2 separate regions of the Homo sapiens genome follow, and region 2 is linked to region 1. The links are chromatin contacts, found by Hi-C in ENCODE. All regions are on one chromosome and are shown on one strand. The core of a region is the stretch at or near the end of the contact, and the rest is flanking DNA. Distances in the headings are between cores, read along the strand shown.

The links. A loop is a pair of places that touch in the nucleus more often than their neighbours do. Pooled maps may share reads with other maps.
Region 2: a pooled map shows a loop between it and region 1 (7-fold over the local background). The contact joins the promoter of EXO5-DT here to the promoter of CAP1 in region 1. A Hi-C loop is called at or near these places in 6 of 50 pooled maps.

The regions. Positions count from the first base shown.
Region 1 is chr1:40,037,756-40,045,552 of GRCh38, reverse strand. It overlaps CAP1 (cyclase associated actin cytoskeleton regulatory protein 1), which reads right to left and starts at 4,824. Exons shown (of 13, transcript NM_006367.4): 1 at 4,752-4,824. LOC105378669 (a long non-coding RNA gene) reads left to right here and starts at 5,107. Exons shown (of 3, transcript XR_001738013.3): 1 at 5,107-6,662; 2 at 7,402-7,456. RefSeq lists enhancers at 4,525-4,614, 4,685-4,884, 4,538-5,172, 5,135-5,204, 5,173-5,806.
Region 2 is chr1:40,504,981-40,512,777 of GRCh38, reverse strand. It overlaps EXO5-DT (EXO5 divergent transcript), which reads left to right and starts at 4,083. Exons shown (of 2, transcript NR_187365.1): 1 at 4,083-4,189. EXO5 (exonuclease 5) reads right to left here and starts at 4,011. Exons shown (of 4, transcript NM_001346953.2): 1 at 3,870-4,011; 2 at 3,153-3,327; 3 at 2,988-3,045. RefSeq lists enhancers at 3,605-3,694, 3,725-3,974.

The sequences.
Region 1 (7,797 bases), core at 3,575-6,074:
AAGAAAAAGAACTGTAGTCCCAGCTACTCAGGAGGCTGAAGCGAGAAGATTACTTGAGCCCAAAAGTTGGAGGTTGCAATCAGCCATGATTGCACCATTGTACTCCAACCTGCCCACCCAGAAATTCCTTGAAGGAACAGTAATTTCTTGAAGCTTCAACAGAAACAAATGATTCATTCATTGTAGGATACTGAGTGCTTATCATGTACCATCGACTGTGCTAAGTATGGCTATGGGGCCTGCCCTCACAGAATTTAGTTGGGGACATTGTACAATCATAGCTACGATACTTTCTAACGCAGCAATTCTCAACCAGGGGCAATTTTGTCCTCCAGGAGACATATGGCAATGTCTGAAGACATTTTTGGTTGTCACAACTGAGGAAGTCTTATTGGCATCTACTGGGTAGAGACAGATGCTGCTTAACATCCCACAGTGCACAGGACAACTCCATAATAAAGAATTATATGGCCAGGCGCGGTGGCTCACACCTGTAATCCCAGCACCTTGGGAGGCCGAGGCGAGCAGATCACGAGATCAGGAGATCAAGACCACAGTGAAACCCCGTCTATACTAAAAATACAAAAAATTAGCTGGGCCTGGTGGCGGGCGCCTGTAGTCCCAGCTACTCGGGAGGCTGAAGCAGGTGAATGGCGTGAACCCGGGAGGCTGAGCTTGCAGTGAGCCGAGATTGTGCCACTGCACTCCAGCCTGGGTGACAGATAGAGACTCTGTCTCAAAAAAAAAAAAAAAAAAAAAAAAAAGAATTATATGGCCCAAAATGTCAATTGTGCCAACGTTGAGAAACCCTGTTCTAATTTAATAAGGAGCATAGGGAGGTGCAAAAGGTTAAGTAAAATGCTAGTTCACGACTTTCTAAATTAGAAAGTCAACCTGTATCATCTAATAAAAATTAAGATAAGGGTCTAAACTGTAGAGAATTCTGTAAGATGGAAAAAAGAGTTCAGAATTTATTCTTTGTAAATATGAAGTCAGTGAAGACTAACAAGATGAAAAATGCTTCTTCTTAGAGAACTTTAAAAAGATTTGTCTGGTTGTCATAGAGAAACTGAAGTATAGGTCATGAAAGCCAGGTTAGCACAAATAAAGAAAGAAACTGATGTCAACATTTCAAAGTAATAATCACTAAAATTGGGTAAGATACCGCTCGAGAACTCTCATATTTCAAATCTCAGCATTAAATTTCAAACCAGAGGTTCGGCTTCCAGTGACACATTGCATTTGCTTAAGTAAAAAAAAATTTGATTCACAATGCTTCACAAAAAACTGAAAGGAGGAAGTCACCTTTTTTTTTTCTGGTAGAGACAGGGGTCTCACTATGTTGACCAGGCTAGTCTCTAACTCAGCCTCAAGAAAGTCACTTTTTAAAAGCTAAAAAAATAACTGCAACCAGGAAAAAGGGTGAGAATAAAAGATCATCCCTAGGTTGGAAACAAAACATTTTACAGACTCAATAGCTAAACTCCAAAGCAAAAATATACTCACTGAATCTTAACAATATCACCACTTTTGGTTTGCACATCAGGCTGTATTCTACAAAGTACTTTTGCTGCTACCATTTTATTTAAACTTCTCTGAGATATCAATTATGCCTACCCAATTGAGGAAGTATTTCTGGAAAAAGCGAGAAATTTCTTTTTTCTTTTCTTTTTTTTTTGAGACAGAGTCTCACTATCACCCAGGCTGGAGTGCAGCAGTGCAATCTCAGCTCACTGCAACCTCCGCCTCCCGGGTTCAAGCGAGTCTCCTGCCTCAGCCTCCCAAGTAGCTGGGACTACAGGCATGCACAACCACGCCCAGCTAATTTTTGTATTTTTAGTAGTGATGGTGTTTCACCATGTTGGCTAGGATGGTCTTGAACTCCTGATCTCAAGTGATTTGCCCACCTCAGCCTCCCAAAGTGTCAGGATTACAGGCGTGAGTCACTGTGCCCAGCCCAGAAATTTCTTTATGCTGGACCTGGGCAAATCAATTAGCAAACTGCCACCCACAAAATCAAATCCAAACAAATTCAACAAGGCATTAAAAGCCCTTCACGCCGGGTGCGGAGGCTCACACCTGTAATCACAACACTTTGGGAGGGCGAGGCAGGCGGATCACGAGGTCAGGAGTTCGAAACCAGCCTGGCCAGCATGGTAAAATCCCGTCTCTACTAAAAATACAAAAATTAGCCGGGCGTGGTGGCGCACGCCTGTAATCCCAGTTTCTCAGGAGGCTGAGGCAGGAGAATTCCTTGAACCTGGGAGGTGGAGGTTTCAGTGACCCGAGATTGTGCCACTGCACACCAGCCTGGGCAACAGAGCAAGACTCCGTCTCAAAACAAACAAACAAACAAAAAGCCCTTCACAACTTGGCCGACATCTAACCTTTTTTGCAGTCTGGTCTTCTGCAAAACTCCAGGCCCCAGTATCACTGAACAATTTAGGCCCTCTCCTGCCTCCGTATCTTTACTCTTGCTCTTTCCTTTAGCTGACCCACCTTATTAGACATCTTTGCCTGGATGTGCTACAAACACCTCAAACTAAAAACATTCAAAATGCATTTTTTCCCATGTCACTTCCCTAATTTACCTCTCATACTCTCTATCTGAATGGTACTACCCATTCAGTTCCCTAAGCCAGAAAGCCAGGCAATCGCGCTATTCTTACCTCTTCATTCCCATAATCAGCCTCCAATTCTATGGATTCTATCTTCTTAATATTGCTCACATCTGATGCCTCCTCTCCATTCCCATTTCCACTGTCTTAGTTCAGGCCATGTCTACAGCAAGAGCTTCCAAACACTGTTTTACTTCCCCACAGGGCTGGTCCCCTCCTACTTGACAGAATGAACTTTCTGAAATATAAATCTGACGACATCATTTTCCTGCATAAAACCCTTCAAAGCATCTCCATAGCTTTCAGGGTAAAAATCCAAATTCCTTAGCATGACTTACAATGTCCTCCACATATGACTGACCTGACCACATCTCACTTCCTCCACTTCCCCAGCCATTACTAGAATTCCAGTCACACTGAACTCGTCATGGTCTTTCAGCTGTCCGGTTCTCCAGGTCCTTGCACCTGTAGTAGTCTCTGCCTGGAAATCCCTTTTCCGGATTCCCTATGTAGCTAAATAAATATTTCAAGAGTTAGCCTCCCATTTCCTCCTGGAACCCTGGGCACCTGGCTCAGGTATTTCTCCACTGTGCTCTTGTAGCCCTGTGCTATGCACTATGACACTGTAAGCCATCCCTCATTTACTTGTCTATTTCCTCTCCCACTGTAAACTCCAGAAGAACTGTATTCTTTGCCACAAAGGCTATCTCATTAAAATGTGCCTCATACATATTAAGGTCTTAATAAACGTCTGGTGGGGCCGGGCACGGTGGATCATGCCCGTAATCCCAGCACTTTGGGAGGCCGAGGTGGGGGGATCACCTGAGGTTAGGAGTTCGAGAGCAGCCTGGCCTTCACGGCGAAACCCCATCTCTACTAAAAATACAAATAAATAAATTAAATAAAAGTCTGGTAAATGATAAATGTGCTGATATGCCCCCGGATTTTCTCTTGAAGAGAGAGCCCCACAAAGAGCTTCAACTGACACAGTTCTGATGCTAACCTGTCTCAAATGTTCTCATTCCACTCTTCGAACGCATTCCTATTTATCCTTCAAAATTCATCTTAAAAACTCTGCTTCTTCAGAAGGGCTTTTCCTGAACCCCCTGTTACATACTTTCAGAGCACCCTGTTCTTTCCTAACACTCATCAACATTTATAATTACTTCTTAAACATCCCTGCAAACACTGCTAGCTCCACGCGGGCAGGGTCTACATTGTTTTGTTTTAAAGCTGCATTCCCCGCATCTGGGAAAATGCTGGCACAGAATAAACACAATTTGTTACGCTGAATTTAATCTTGTGGGGTCAGCAGAGATCTCCACTTAAAAGATGAACAAAAGGAGGCTGAAAGAAGTTTAAGGCACCTATGGCCACAGACACTCAGCACTGAGGCCAGACCAAACCTGAGCCGTCTGATTTCAGGTCCAGAAGTACATACCTTCAATGTTAGCCTGGCTTGTCAAAGTAAGAGCAGCAGCCGAGGAGGAAAGGGAGGATATCTGCCTGTAAATACAAGGATGTGCCCGCCTTTCTTTTAAAAACTCCCTAGGCATTTCAAACGGCTCAATTTGGGAGGAGAGAAAAAAAAAAGTTCCACGCAGCGCTGGCCTTTAACCTGCAGCAGCCTGCGGGGCAACACCGACCGGAAGACCATCCCAAGTTAGAGAGGTTCCGAGCAACACGGGAAGAACTGGGGCTGGTTATCTAAGGCACCAGGATCATGATTCCGATTCTTTTCCTCACTCGCTATATATCTCAGACTAGCCTCTTCTCTAGGGATCAATTTACCTATCAGTGCAATGGGAGCATCAACAGGAGACAGGGAAGACTCTCCGATCTCGGAGGTTCCTTCCAGTCAGAGCACCTCAGGAATCAGGCCTCCGCTGAAGCTGATGGGCAGCGCTGCGAAATCGGGCAGAGGGGCCTCCCCGGGGCACCCGGACTCAGCTGCTCACCCCGGCCCCACCTCAAGAGACCGCGCCCAAGAGTCCGGGTCGGCCTGAGGGCCTCAGCCCCGGCCCTCTCGGCAGGGTTCATGACACGCGCGTAGGCCAGAAGGGCCATTAACACCACCAGGGGCCGATGGGCCCCGGAAGGGACCCCAATCCCTACCAAGCTGCACACCCTCACCTCAGAGTTCCGCCTCACCTCCGGACTGCGATCAGCCGCTCTCCGCTTCCGGCAAGAACCGCCCAGCAATCTCCGCGCGACCCACTTCCGGGCCCTCACTGGGCGCGGCGCCCCCACCGGAAATGAGCCGCCGGCTGAAGCGCTAGGCTGGCCCGCGACTGGGCAGGAAGTCTCACCGCCCCGCTCGTGACTCCGCCCCTCTTCGCCACGCCCCGGAGAGAGCGGCCCGGCTCTCACAGAGGGCACTTGGGAAAGAGCCCCGCCCTCAAGGCGGGAGCGACACGGGGAGGGCGGGCTCACAAGAGAGGCCACGCCCTCGTTCCGCTTTACCTACCCGGAATCGCCCCCGAGGCCCGGGCCCAGGAAGGGCAGAAGTCCCTGGCTAAGCTCCTCTCTGGAAAGAACAGAAGAGTGACCAGTTCCTCTGTCAGTTTGGTCTCAATGGCAGAGGCCGGTTCCTTTAAGCTGCAGTCCGTAAAGGGTCTTGGAACGACTGGGGGCCAGGATTCTCTGAGGGCGGGAATCCGGGCGGCCGTCAGCTCTCGGTGGTGATCGAGGCCACGCTCCGCCTGTCTCTGGGCGTGCATACCTCGGTTTCCCCGTTTGTGACGTGGGAAGGCAATTAGTCTGGACATTGTTGTGGGAGGACTTGCGGAGACTGGGCGCAGGGCGTGGGGGTCAGTGAGGGCGCGGTGGGTCAGCCCCAGCCCGGCTGGCAGTCGCGGGGCTGGGAAGGTAGGGAACCCTCCGCTCTCACCCCACTTCCTGTTTGGTCGGTGTGTTCTGTGACCATAGATGGTCAAGTCTGGGGCCGCGCGGAAGCCTCCGCCCTGTGGTTTTGGAGCCCTTCCTCCCGGCGCGCAGGGTGTGGTCCCCGAGAATAAGATGAGCAGAATTAAAGCAGATCCTGCACCCACTCTGCTGAAATCCGGCTTCTGAGGCAGCCTCGCCCAGGGCTGGGTGGGCTCAGGCGGCTGCTACTCGGTTCAGGGGAGGTTACGCACGGTGGCTGCCGCGCGCAGGGGAGGCTTCGCTTCCGTACTCCTTGGGCCGGGAGATCCGATCTTTGTTCCCTCAAGACTCACACTCTCCAACCGGTCATTATCCTCCCACAAAGATTTATTTCTAGAAAAAATTGGCAAGTGCCACAGTTCCCGCCCCTTCAGCTGAACGACTGTGACAGCTCCGTGTTTCAAGTTGAATGCAGGCGTTATGTGCCAGAGTCAATCATTCAACAAATAAAGTTCTTAAAATAACAGCTACCATTTACTGCACGCTGACTACTTGCCAGGCCCATGCTGAGTTCTTCAAGCGTATTTTCATTTACTCCTAATAGCAACTCTCGGTGGTAGGTACCATTATGCCCTCTAGTTTTCAAATGAGGAAGCTGAATAACTTGCCAAGGTCAGAAAGTAACTGTTGAAACTTTGAAGGAAACACATCTGTCTGACTCTAAATCCCATGAGCTTAATTAGCCCCTGTGATAGACCATACTGCAGACATTTGAGGCAGATTTGAGGTGGTGAATGCCTCTGGATCTGGAGACACTGGGTTCCAGTGCTGGCATAGGCCCTCTACTAGGGGTCAGACTTTGGTCAGGTTACTTTGGACGGGTTACTGGGCCTCTTCCTAACTTTATGGCTCCCAGCATGTTTAAAAGAACATGACAACATGAAAAAATATGGTATAAAAGTCATAGTATATTTTAAATATTGACATTTAACTAAAAACACTGTCTCACACACACACAAACTCTAACTTTATTTGGACATAATCTTTGACTCTGCATTTAGTTATTCTAAATCTCTTTCTGGATTAGAGACAGAAGGAACATAGACCATACACGCATTCTAGAGGAAGAGGAGAGAGAAGAGGAAGCAGGAAGGAGAATGAAGAAAGTTTCCTCATCAGGTGGGGAATATTAATGGGGCTGTAATGAGAAACGGAAGCAGTAATGTATGTGAAACCACTTTGTAAAATGCTTCATTATAAAGAATGCACACACGACTTAAGTTACAACCCCTGCCCTAAGGAATGTCCAGTCTTTTAAGAAGTCTAGATCCATGCATTTGTAACTCCAGTAGGAGATGGGAAGATAGTTTAAGAATATCCGTCACATGAAGGGCTGGGCGCGGTGGCTCACACCTGTAATCCCAGCATTTTGGGAGGCCGAGGCGGGCAGATAACGAGGTCAAGAGATCAAGACCAGCCTGGCCAATATGGTGAAACCCCGTCTCTACTAAAAAATACAAAAATTAGCTGGGCGTGGTGGCATGCGCCTGTAGTCCCAGCTATTTGGGAGGCTGAGGCAGGAGAATCGCTTGAACCCGGGAGGCAGAGGTTGCAGTAAGCTGAGATCGTGCTTCTCTACTCTAGCCTGGCGACAGAGTGAGACTCTGTCTCAAAAAAATAAATAAAAGAATATCTGTCACATGTATTTATGCACTGAAAAAAAACTATTGAGCTACATAGTAGCAATTATTGGAAGAGTTCAATAATTGCTATGCTACTTTGTACCAAGCACAACTAGGGATCCAGCAGTGGACAAGTCAGACCCTGTTACTGCTCTCATGGAGCTTACAGTCTATTTTGGAAATGATATTTCCATTTGGAGTGGTCATCAGAAGATACGCTGCCTTCTGTCTTCCAGCTTTTTCCTCCTCGCTGATCTTGCCCCTTGTCCAGTACCCAGTGCTTCATCCATGGTGAGTTCTCATCTAGCACATGTTCAGTGAGTGCCTTGAATTCAGAATAGTCATTTCCTAGGCAGAGATGGACAGATAGATCCTTGCAGAGCAAACATGAATGAACAGTAGTGGAGATGGGAATCTGTGCTGGACTGAGGTGAGAGGTTCCTGCAGGAGAAAAGTAGGAGATAAGGCTGAAGAAAAGGAGGTTGAGCAAACTATGCTAGGCAAGAGAGGTCAAACCTTAATGTGAAAGCGAGGAGGCACTAGTCATACTGTATTTTAGAAATAAAAATCTAGCTACAGTGTAGGGCATGGCCTTCAGTGGGCAACAAAAGAGGCAGGGAGAACTGCTAGAA
Region 2 (7,797 bases), core at 2,834-5,333, 470 kb before region 1:
TACAAAAAATTAGCCGGGTGTGGTGGCGGGCACCTGTAATCCTAGCTACTCGGGAGGCTGAGGCAGGAAAATCGCTTGAACCTAGGAAGTGGAGGTTGCAGTGAGCTGAGATAACACCACTGCACTCCAGCCTGGGTGACAGAGTGAAGACTCCATCTCAAAAGAAAAAGAAAATTTTCAAACATACAGAGAAGTAGAAAGAATAAAACAACAAACACCCATGTCCACACCATGTAGATGAACAACTGTTGACATTTTGCTGTATTTACTTCTTGTGTGTGTACTTTTTTGTTTTGGCTGAACTATTTTAAAGTAAATTACAGATAGCATAAAACTTTAAAATCTAAATGTTTCAGCATAATTTCCAAATGGCATTCTTCTTCATAACCACAATACTGTCTTCCAAATGACATTCTCCTCATAACTACATTATCACATCTGACAAAATTAGTAATTCCTTAACATTCCAGTTCATATATAAATTTCCCCAACTGTCCTCAAAATGTCCTAGATAGCTTTTCTTTAATCCAGGAAACAAAGACCACACATTATGTTTGATTGTTTTGTCTTTCAAGTATTTTTTAATCTTAAGAAACTGGGCGGCCAAGCGCAGTGGTTCACGCCTGTAATCCCAGCACTTTGGGAGGCCAAGGCGGGCGGATCATGAGGTCAGGAGATCGAGACCATCCTGACTAACACGGTGAAACCTGTCTCTACTAAAAGTACAAAAAATTAGCCGGGCTTGGTGGTGGGTGCCTGTAGTCCGAGCTACTTGGGAGGCTGAGGCAGGAGAATGGCGTGAACCCAGGAGGCGGAGCGTGCAGTGAGCTGAGATCCCACCACTGTGCTCCAGCCTGGGCAACAGAGCGAGACTCCGTCTCAAAAAAAAAAAAGAAAAAAGAAAAAAGAAACTAGGCAAATTATCTTATGAAGATACTCTTTTTAAGCCTTCCTTCTAACCCCACATATCTAACCTGCATAGAGAGTAAGCAAAACAAGATACAACCAGTCCATTAGTGTTTGACTTTGAGTGCCAGGAAAATAAATAATTTGACATAGAATTTTAGCTGATAGAGATAGCTATGAACCAAATGTCCCCTTCTTGCTATTCTAATAAGCAGTGAAATAAGGTGAATGCACCAACTCCTATGTCAAAGCGTAAGAAGTGATGCCCTGAAAACGTCATTAATATCAGTTGTGGTTGTGTTTAACTGATTTTTAAATAGTCTAAATGTCACTAATGAAAGAAAACATAGATAGCTAGAAGAAAAGTTATCTGCAATGAATAAAAATAATACAATAGTAAGACTTTTGCTTATAGAGTATCCTACAACATTATTGCTTTACAGGATATTTCAATAGTAACAAAATACAGAAGCTGTGCATTTACACAAGTGTTATAAACTGTCAATGTGCTTTAAATAATTTCAAGAAACTTTATTTCAACTATGAAGTCTCTGAAAATTGGAAAGAATATTTACCCTTCACCAAGAAACTAAAGTTAAAGGGCATTTATTTTTTCTTTTCTTTTATTTTATTTTTTGAGACAGAGTCTCACTCTTTCACCCAGGCTGGAGTGCAGTGGCGGGATCTCAGCTCACTGCAAGCTCTGCCTCCCGGGTTCACGCCATTCTCCTGCCTCAGCCTCCCGAGTAGCTGGGACTACAGGCACCCGCCACCGCGCCCAGCTAATTTTTGTATTTTTTAGTAGAGACGGGGTTTCATCGTGTTAGCCAGGATGGTCTCGATCTCCTGACCTCGTGATGCACCCGCCTCGGCCTCCCAAAGTGCTGTGATTACAGGCGTGAGCCACCGCACCCAGCCCTAAAGGGCATTTATAACACATATGCTATGAGGTATTTGTGAGGGTGAGGGGGAACTCCAAGTCCAAATCAATAACCTTAAAATATTTTATTTCAAATATCTAGACCTGGCTGTCCAATATGGTAGCCATTAGTAGCCACTAGCCATATGTGGCTACTTAAATTTAATTAAAATAAAATAAAATTCACATCTCAGTTGCACTAGCCATATATTAAGTGCTCAGTAGCTACATCTGGCTGGTGGATACAGATAAGGCACAGATACAGAACATTCCCTGATCACAGAAAGCTCTACTGAACAGCATAGAGTTAGACTATTTCCTGTGTACACATTAACTCCCCAAAGAGAGAGGAAGCTCCTGAAATGTATGGAGTTCCTACTTGTTTTACATACAACATTGAGAACAGGTAGTTCTAAACAGGGAAGTGAAATGTCTTTTGGAGAAGATACAAAGCAGGGCATTCTCTGTGAAAGTATTCATCTATAAGAATAAAACAGTACACTAGGGATGGATGACTGATGCTCAGATGTGTCTGGGACTTTCCTACGCAGAAAAGAATCCAGAAGAGAGCATAATGCAGTGCATTGTGTCCCAAATTGTAGTTTGTATGTCTGACACGAGACGATTTTACATAGCACATGGACCAACATTTTTAGATACACCTTAGAATAACTATACTGTTATTGGAGCAGCCATCAAATGGCTAATTTCACAGATATTGTTTCTTAGGACAAGTTTGATTTTTATAAAAAAAAAAAGTAAGTAAAAACATAGAATAATACAGGTAGTACACAGGTATGGCAAAATTGTTAGGTAGTAAGTGAATGGGATGCTGGGAAACAGCATAATGCCAAGAGTCTGGGAGTCCTACAGATATGGATTCTAAACCTAATCCTGAGTAGTTCGGTAGCATTTAGTAGTATGCTACTTGCCTTTTGAGTAAGCTTGGACAAGGTTCTAGTTTTCCTGAAGTTACTGACACATTTTTAAAATACCTACTAACCCTACTGAGATATCCGACCATTGAGTGATAACATATAGTACGCATATTAGCACTCGATGAAGATAGATCTCCTTCTTTTTCCCCAAGGAAGAGATGAGAGAGTGTATCGATTCCCCCTGACAAAGGAGATGAAACTTTAGAAGAGAAACTCCTATTCACCTGTGACTTCGTTGATCTTCCTCCTCATAGGGAAGGCCAGAATGCTGAAATGACAAGGCTAGGGAAGAGAAAGAAGTTCTGAAAGACCAGGTCTGCATTAAAGAACCTAAATTAGCAACTTAGGTCCTTGCTATGGTAGAACCGGAACTTCTGGTCCTTTCTTACCTGACCATTCCCTCACGTTGGGTGTTTTCTCCTCTCACATTGACACTGCACAGACTGTTACCCACCCCAGATCCTAGGTTACATAACGCTCGCCTCTCTCCTGGGGCAAACTCTCTCCATGATTTCTTCGTTCCCCCGTACTCTAGATGCAATGACTTGATCCAATCCCTGCTCCCTGAAAGTAAAAGGGTCAGACATAACCAAGATCCCCAAGGAGCTCCGAGATCAGTTCCCTCTTCCAGCTCCATTCTCAACCCAGCAGCTCAAGCAAGAGACCTTATGACAGCGGCTCTTTCTCTCAGATGGGTTACTGCCTTCTGCAGAATTGCCGATGGCAACATCCTGACTTGTTCAGTGCGGCCCGGACTTGTGGGCTCCGCGGGCGTTTGCCTTCAGGGAAGATCTTTCCTCTGGCCCTAAAGCACTGTCTCCCAGGGAGTGCCATGCATGCCCTAAAGTGTACTGAGCACTTCCTACAGTTCTGGCAGAGCCAGGAATAAGAACAGGGAGCCGTCCACCTCGGGAAGGAGTCCCGGCCAACAGCACTGTGTTCCGAGGGCGAAGGTCCAGAACGGGAACCCGGCCTGTGAGGGGAGACGAGACGAGCCGCTTCCCGGGAGCCGCGCCCACCAAGGGAGGGAGACGCGGCGATCGCAGGGACAGAACCCTAAGCTCCGAAACGCAGCCTCCCAGCCCATTCTCCGGCCTTCCCCTAACCTCTGATACTCCTCCGAACCTCGGACTCCACCTGGTTTCGCCGCGGCCTCGGAGCTGCTCCCGGACGCTCCCGGCGAGGAGACTGAGGAAGCCGGGCAGAGCGCGCTGCCGGAGCGGACTACACAGTCGGCCCGCCACTCGCAAAAAAGCCGCCCAGAGCCCAGTCCCAGAGTGCCCCGCGGCTGCCCACGGACCGCCTTCCCAGAGGCCCTCGCGGCGCCGCCTACCTCGCGAGGCTGCGGCTGGGGCAGAAATCCGTCTCTGTGAGCGGAGGAGGGTGTGCTTATGCGAGAGCAGGTTTTGGGAGCTCACTAAAGCAGGTCAGTCCCTCTGTTTGCGCCGTTGTCTGTGGGTCGTTTAATTCCGGGCGCAGCTGATCTGTAACTTCCCTCACTGGCGAGGTCTCCCAGTTACCACCGGGACAATCCGAGCAAGGTCTGGGCCCCTCGCTGCCCCCGGTGAAGTGCCGCGTCTCCGCTTGGCCATCCGTGGATTCAGCATCCCCACCTTAGCACCTCCCGCCGGCTTTTCCATTGAGAGCAAAACCACGAACTCACTTTTGAGAGATGCTGGCGCTCCCCTCATCAATATTTCTTTTTTTTTTTCTGTTTGCTTACTTTTAACTAACCTTTTATTGATAAATATAACACAATTTTATTCTGAAATATAAACCAAAGATAAGTATAATTATGAACAGCCAAGTCATTAGAGCGAAAAAAGAATAGTGTCAGGTTCTTCACAGATACACTTCCTGAGAAAACCACTAGCCCGACTTTTATAACACTTTGCTTTTCTTATTTATATTTATTTATTTATTTATTTTACCAAAAGCAGATACTTGACTCTTTGCTTTTCTTTACGGTTTATCACGCATACTTGAAAACTGGATTTATGACAAAGGTGGCATCATACAGCCATGGAGAAAAGATGGTCTATTCAGTGAAGGTTCTATGACAATATGAAGGCCGGGCACGGTGGCTCACGCCTGTAATCCCAGCACTTTGGGAGGCTGAGGTGGGCGGATCACGAGGTTAAGAGATCGAGACCATCCTGGCCAACATGGTGAAACCCTGTCTCTACTAAAAAGTACAAAAATTAGCTGGGTGTGGTGGCACACACCTGTAGTCCCAGCTATTCAGGAGGCTGAAGCAGGAGAATCGCTTGAACCGGGAGGCGGAGGTTGCAGTGAGCGGAGATCACACCACTGCACTTCAGCCTGGGCAACAGAGGGAGACTCCGTCTCAAAAAAAAAAACAAAACAGAAAACAGGACCTCTATCTCTCATTTCATCACAAAAATCAATTGTAGCTGGATTAAGACCTAAATGTGAAATCCTAAACTATAAAGTCTTCAGAATATAATATAGGAAAATATCTTTGGACTTCAGAATAGGTAAATATTTTAAAACAAAAATAGAAAAACATTAAATTGGCCAGGCATGGTGGCTCATGCCTGTAATACCAACACTTTGGGAGGCCCAGGTAGGCGGATCACTTGAGGTCAGGAGTTGAGACCAGCCTGGCCAACATAGTGAAACCCCGTTTCTAGTAAAAATACAAAAAATTAGCCAAGTGTGGTGGCAGGTGCCTGTAATCTCAGCTACTTGGGAGGCTGAGGCAGGAGAATCACTTGAACCTGGGAGGCGGAGTTTGCAGTGAGCCGACAACAGGCCACTGCACTCCAGCCTGGGTGATAAAGTGAGACTCTGTCTCAAAAAAAAAAAGGAAAAAAAGAAAGAGAAAAAAGGAAAGAAAAAGAAAGAAAGAGAAAGAAAGAAAAGAAAAGAAAGAAAGAGAAACATTAAATTAAGACAACTACAGGCTGAGTGCAGTGGCTCACACACCTGTAATCCTAGAACTCTGGGAGGCCGAAGTGGGTGGATCCCTTGAGCTCAGTTCAGAAACCAGCTGGGGTAACATGGTGAAAACACGTCTCTACAAAAAATACAAAAATTAGCTGGGGGTGGTGATACGTGCCTGTAGTCCCAGCTACTCTGGTGCGTCAGTTGGGAAAATTTTGAAGTGACTTGTGTTTTAGATAATATTATCAATCAATTATAGGTCTCCTGAGTGTCATAATGATTTTGTGGTTATGTAGGAAAATGTTCTTTTTCTTAGAAATATGTAAGTTGAGGCCAGGTACGGTGGCTCTCGCCTGTAATCCTAGCACTTTGGGAGGCCGAGGCGGGCGGATCACCTGAAGTCAGGAGTTCAAGACCAGCCTGGCCAACATGGTGAAACCCTGTCTCTACTAAAATACAAAAATTAGCCGGGCATGATGGCAGGTGCCTGTAATCCTAGCTACTCGGGAGGCTGAGATGGGAGAATCGCTTGAAACCGGGAGATGGTGGTTGCAGTGAGCCGAGATCATGCCACTGCACTCCAGCCTGGGTGGCTGACTGAGACTCTTGTCTCAAAAAAAAAAAAAAAAAAAAATGGAATTTAAGTGTATTAAATAGTCTGTTCTCATGCTGCTAATAAAGACATACCTGAGATTGGGTAATTTATAAAGGAAAGAGATTTAATTGACTCACGGCTCCACATGGCGGGGGAGGCCTCACAATCATGGAGGAAGGTGAAGGAGGAGCAAAGTCACCTCTTACATGGTGGCAGGCAAGAGAGAACATGTGCAGGGGAACACACCTTTATAAAACCATCAGGTCAGCTGGGTGTGGTGCCTTATGCCCGTAATCCCAGCACTTTGGGAGGCCATGGCTGGTGGATCACCTAAGGTCAGGAGTTCAAGACCAGCCTGGCCAACATGGTGAAACCCTATCTCTACTAAAAATACAAAAAATTAGCCAAGCATGGTGGCAGACGCCTGTAATCCCAGCTATTCGGGAGGCTGAGGCAGGAGAATCACTTGAACCTGGGAGGCGGAGGTTGTGGTGAGCTGAGATCGCGCCACTGCACTCCAGCCTGGGCAACAAGAGTGAAATTCCATCTCAAAAACAAAAACGAAACAAAACAAAACCATCAGATCTTGTGAGACTTATTCACTATCACGAGAACAGCATGGGAAAGACCTGCCCCCACGATTCAATTACCTCCTACCAGGTACCTCTTCCATGATATGTGGGAATTATGGGAGCTACACTTCAAGATGAGATTTGGGTTGGGAGACAACCAAACCATATCATTGAGGAAATGCTTTTTAATCCATTGAGATATGAGAAGGCATTTCTGGATTGAGGCTACAAAAACTTTCTGCCTCTTCCCCAACATAACCTTTCTTACTTGAGATGTAAACTGAATGCCAGGAAAACCCCTCCCCAACCCCTTCACACATGGACCACTCCTCAAATGGGGTTTGAGGGGCAATGACACTGGGTAGAGTGAAGCAGAAGAGATTTAGAAACAGTCATGGAATTTGTGGGGAAAATAAATATCAAAAACATAGTACCATATATTCCCCAAAACTTTCAGCCTAAAGACTGTGGGTCTCAAAACTGAGAAAAGAATGCCCTTTTCCCCAAAAGGCTATCCTAGGAAGTCTGAGTCCTTAAGGCCCACCTGTATGCAAAAGTCACTGATTTGGTTCTTCCATCTCCAGGTCTGTAACCATCAAAATACTGTTAGACACAAATGGCCCATTTTCCTCTGTGTCCATTCTTCCCTCCTTGGTGTTTTGGAGCACAGGACTGTACCCCTAACATTGTACTGACTACAGTCTACCATATATCGGAGTAAGTCTTTATGTGATTACTCCCAGAGCTGCACTGTCCAATACAGTAGCCACTAGTCATATGTGGCTCTTGAACACTTGAAATGTGGCTAGTCCAAAATGAAATGTGCTATAATTATAACATTTACAAGCACTTTGAAGCTGAGTACAAAAAAAAGGTTAAATAACTCACTAATAATGTTTACATTGATTAAATGTTGAGATGATAATGTTTTGGATATATTGGTGATATGGTTTGGCTCTG